Regions from separate parts of the Homo sapiens genome. Here region 2 is linked to region 1. A link is an interaction called in ENCODE POLR2A ChIA-PET data of the cell type or tissue named here. Cell type or tissue: GM12878. All regions are shown on one strand. Region 1 overlaps CDKAL1 (CDKAL1 threonylcarbamoyladenosine tRNA methylthiotransferase). Region 2 overlaps CDKAL1 (CDKAL1 threonylcarbamoyladenosine tRNA methylthiotransferase).

The links. ChIA-PET counts read pairs that join two places held together with the same protein. Peaks named below come from ENCODE experiments on the same cell type or tissue, not always from the same donor. Only the 100,000 strongest peaks of a DNase experiment are listed, where the experiment ranks them.
Region 2: POLR2A ChIA-PET joins it to region 1 with 5 read pairs; 2 of 35 experiments call an interaction of 5 or more read pairs at or near these places.

What each region holds. Positions count from the first base shown.
Region 1 is chr6:20,947,807-20,950,306 of GRCh38, forward strand. All of the region lies in intron 9 of CDKAL1 (CDKAL1 threonylcarbamoyladenosine tRNA methylthiotransferase), which reads left to right. Among named protein-coding and RNA genes, the nearest start is that of CDKAL1, 410 kb to the left of the region's middle. In GM12878, no CTCF peak of the experiment used is centred here; no DNase peak of the experiment used is centred here.
Region 2 is chr6:21,156,792-21,159,291 of GRCh38, forward strand. All of the region lies in intron 13 of CDKAL1 (CDKAL1 threonylcarbamoyladenosine tRNA methylthiotransferase), which reads left to right. Among named protein-coding and RNA genes, the nearest start is that of LINC00581, 350 kb to the right of the region's middle. In GM12878, no CTCF peak of the experiment used is centred here; DNase peaks (open chromatin) are centred at 950 and 2,240; H3K27ac peaks cover 1,417 bases.

The DNA of each region.
Region 1 (2,500 bases):
AAAAACAGAATGGTGTATGTTTACTGGAAGTATGGTTTCTACTGAATGCGTATCGCTTTCACACCGTCATAAAGTTGAAAAATCCTAAGTTGAGCCATTGTAAGTCGGGCATCATCTGTGCTTGTATAAGTTTTAAAGACAAAATTTTCTAATTTTAATTATAGAATTTCAGTTCTGTTTGACTGTACCTTGAGTGAAGGTCACTTTTTTTTTTTTTTTTTTTTTTAAAGAAACAAGGTCTTACTCTGTTGCCCTGGCTCTAGTGCAGTGGTGCAATCATAGCTCACTGTAACCTCAACTCCTGGGGTCTAGTGATCCTCCTGCCTGAGCCTCCCAAATAGCTAGAACTACAGGTGCACACTACCATGCCCAACTAATTTTTTTAGTTTTTGTAGAGATAGGGTCTTGCTCTGTTGCCCAGGCTGGTCTTGAACTCCTTAACTAAGGGAATCCTTTGTGCCTTGGCCTCCCAAAGAGCTGGGATTACAGGAATGAGCTACTATGCCTGGCCCAAAGGGAAAGACCTTTAGGACCAAAACATTAGTCATAAAAATTCTGTCCTTTAAAAATCTGAACTTTTATTTGTTCTTCATTCCATAATTGAGCTCAGTGGCTGAAATAATGAAAAATCCTTTGCTTTTTTACTTTTCTTTACCTTCTAAACTATTCTGTAGCTCTTTGTTAGTCTTGAAATCTCGATAAGTTTTTATCACCATTATCAACTGATTATTAATATTTTCTGAGAACAGTGTACTGCATTGCAGGCATCTAATGATTTTCTTCTTTCCTCTTCCTCCTCCTTTGTGTATCCATAATGTTTGGACTGCTAGCGTTGAGCCTGTTGTGATTTTTAAAGATAGAATTACACCTCTCTCGACATCCTGCTGAAACACAAGAGGACCTGTTCATAGACACTGCTGTCTGTATTTTCTCTAGGGGTATTAAAAATGCCCATATATGGAGCATAACATACTGTGGTATTAAGAGGATAAACTTAATCTGCTTCATTGAGGCTTATTACAGATTTTGGAGACTGGGGAGTCTGAAGCCTTGTTTTCAGAAAGTGTATCATCCTTTTATGGTATTTAGTTTGTTTTGAACTTTCCATTATTTCCAAATTCCTGCAGAAGTATGGAAATAAACAGTATTCTTTCTGATTATGACCTTTTGAAAGAAATAAGTTGTTTTTGTTTAGCAACAGCATTATCAATTTATGCCAACACATTTTTTCTATAACCAGTATAATTACAGATAGCAGTAAGGTCTGGAAATACCATCTCTTTGTTAACTCTCATTATTAAGGCAATAAAAAATAGTGTTAAAGTTTGTTTTCTGAGTATTGATCTGTCTGAACTTCTTTGTAACTAAAAAGAAAATCATACCTGTAAGTGAAAAGCTGGTTGCATTCAGTTGCTTTGCTGGCCAGCTGTTGTTGTAGGGTAATAAGGAACCCTAAGTGAGACTGCTAATCTTGTGTAGAAGTTAAGAGACTATGCAAGAAACTTTGCAACATTCAAGCTGCATTTCCATATTGTCCAAAGAATATTCATTTTGGTATTTCCTCATTGCCTAATACATAACCTCCTCCACTTTTGTGCACAATCTCTGTATGTGTGCGTGTGTTTGTATATGTGTGTTTATATGTATGTGTGTATATTTATGTGTCTGTGTAGGAGGTGCTTTTCAAATGTTAGCTGAAATATACTTAATCTGTGCATCTCTTTTTTTTACTGAAAGCGATCCCATCAAATATGATGATTGATGGAACCAAAATTCATTGAGGCCCTGCTGTTTGCTAGGCATCATGATAGGTCCTAGGCGTATGTGTTTTAGATTTTTGCAGATCTGCCTGGGAAATGCTTCTTTTCTCTCAGGGAAGACAAACCAATAATTATAACACACTGTATTAACAGAATTATGTACAAGAGGGTTGGAGGCACAGGAGAAGAGCATGTAAATTATTCTCAGTGGTCGCGAAAGTTTTCTGAAGAAGTATTTCTTGAGATGGAGTCTCATGCAGTCTCCCAGGCTGGAGTGGAGTGGTGCCATCTCAGTTTACTGCATCCCCCACCTCCCAGGTTCAAGCAATCCACCTGTCTCAGCCTCCCAGGTAGCTGGGACTACAGGCATGCACCACTGTGCCTGGCTAATTTTTGTATTTTTAGTAGAGACGAGGTTTCACCGTGTTGGCCAGGCTGGTCTTGAACTCCTGACCTCAAGTGATCCACTTGTCTCAGCCTCCCAAAGTGCTAGGATGGCAGGCACGAGCGCCCGGCCTCAAAGAGGTATTTTTTATGCAAAGAAGAGTAGAGGTCATTTTAGGCAGAGGAAACAGCATGGGCGTAAAGCATAGTGGCCGGAGCTATAGTGACTTCCCCTGGGAACTACAGGTAATTCAACCTCTGCCTCCTGGGTTCAAGTGATTCTCCTGCCTCAGCCTCCTGAGTAGCTGGGATTATAACCATGTGCCACCACGCCCGGCTAATTTTGTATTTTTAGT
Region 2 (2,500 bases), 210 kb after region 1:
TCCCTAGGAGCAAGACTGGTGTGCATGCTGCTGTGGTTGCTTTGGCATGGAATCCTTCTAAGAGTATCAAACTGTATAAAGTAGGTAGGAAACAGAACCTTGTATGCCTGGTAAACTTTGCCAAGGAGAAGGGTCTGCTCTCTGCCTAGGCTGGTTTTTCAGCATATGATTTAAGCATATTTTCCTTTGACTCTTCATATGTGTTTATTGATTTCTTTTTCTGCGCCATATTCTTTGTTTCTACTGTGATGCTTAGAGAGATGGTAGGTAGGGTGGAAAGAGATACGCTTTGAACTTGGCAGAATTCAGCCGACATAGATTTGATCCCTGCTCTATCACTTATGAGCTCTATGACCTTGGAAAAATTTGCTCCAGTGCTCCTAGCCAGCAGTGTTAGAATGATGCTGATAATAATCACCTTGCAAGGTTTTAAGCAAGATACATTTATGTAAAGTCACCAACTCAGTTCCTTTCACGATAATGGGCAGCCAGTAAATGTTACTTATTGTTCTCAAGATTGTCTTTTCTCAGCCAGACACTGTTGTATATATGCCTGTAATCCCAGCTACTCAGGAGGTTGAAGTGGGAGGATAGCCTGGAGTTTGAGACCAGCCTGGGCAACATAGTGAGATCCTGTCTCAAAGAAACAAACAAAAAACGAAAGATTGTCTTTTCTCATTGTTCTTTCTTGATTACACAAACACAGTGTGTCTTATAATTACAAAGCCATATGCTTGTGTTGATATCTTGTTTATTTGTTTTTGTAGTTTTTACTTAAGTAATATAAAAAAATAGCTAAGTGAAAATCTTCACGAATGAAAGCAACCTCTTTGTTTGTTCCTCGTCATCCTAACCAAAATCAGTAGTTTGATAGTACTTCTGTTTCATTATGACATACATCTACCAGTCACCTAACCTGGCCTTACTGAAACAAAACAGTCTTTGAGAAATGTAAGCACATCACTCAGCCTTGTTATGGAAAACTGGCAGAGCACCTGGGTGTGCCCAGAGGGACTGTGATTTCACTTCTCACTCCATAAGCAACATCCTTCTGTTGTGAATTAAATCTTCACAGTCAAAATCTGTGTCTGCATGTGCTTGTTTATTTGGAAAAGAAATGTTATTCAGAGAGGCATTTTATTTGTAATACTTGTGGAGCAATATGATATTAAGTGAGCTTAATATTGGTAGAGTGCTCTTTTCATTTTAAAGATTCTTCACATGCATTTGTTTTTCTTTCTGGCTTTCCTCTCTGTTATTAGGCCAACAGACAAGTTATATTTTATACATATGTGTCAGTATGATGCTTTACATGTGTTTATAACATATATGAATATGGTATATACTCTTCTGTTTGTGAATTGCTGTGCATATCTGAGGATACGCATGTTAGTGAACTGGTTTCAATTTACACAAGGAGGTTTCTTTTTTCTGCTTTCATCCAACCTTTATTGAGGACAGTAAATACTGCCTCTTATCTCCCATCCCAAGCTGAGTTCAGCATCTGGAGAAGCTTAAGGTCCCAATGCATCAAATTATCTTGCTCAAACTGTTGTTTATTACAGTCAATTTTGTCCTGTCACTCCAGTGGCAGAATGTCAAAGCTTTTCTTTGCATTGCCTTCAGCTTTTAGCCTCTGCAGGGATCTGATATGCTGCTCCTGCTTTGCCAGGGGGTGGGTTGGAGGGGACTCAAAGGGTCATGATGAAGCTCCAAGCCAGATAACTACAGCACTGGTTAACCTCCTTGCTAAAGCTGGGAAGGGTTTATGCCCCACCATTTCACTCCCTGGACCACAAACATGCACTTCATTTTATGAATGTCTGTTAATTTCCTATGTTTCCATTTCTTTTCTTTTGAGACCTGTGTAACCACAAGCAAAGCATGTATGATGGTATTCATAGAAGAATAGACAGTGTAAGTCTAGAAACTTAATGTGAATTTTGTCACTGACAAATATGTATTCTGTAATCTGAACAGTTTAATTTAGATAAATAGTTTATCTTTTAAAACTCTGACTAGAATAAACATTCACATGAATTTCCCATTTAAGTGTTTAAAACTTCAACTTCTAACCTTTTTTTCAGTTAGAAACATATATGTACCTAATTATTTCTTTTTAGTTTTATATAATTGTGATCATGTGTATAATTATACATGATGTAGCTTTCTGGGATGAAGTTTTGTTGTGACAAAAGGTGCTTTCCAAATACGTTTTTGTTTTGACCATTGTCAACATAGTTAATAATCTGTAGAAGTTTGCCTAATGCCTTCCTCTGGGGCTTCTTGACCTTGTTTTCTGAAACCTCCTTTTTTTTTTTTTTTTAATTTTTTTAATGACTCCTGTAATGTCTCATCAAAAAAAGCAGTTTCTATAGTATTCTTGAAAAATGAGTGTAATAGAGTTGGGGATGATAAATATATTTCCAGGATGGAATACAACTTATTCAGATAAGAAAAAATCTGGCAATAATGAAACATTTCACACTGATTATAAGCT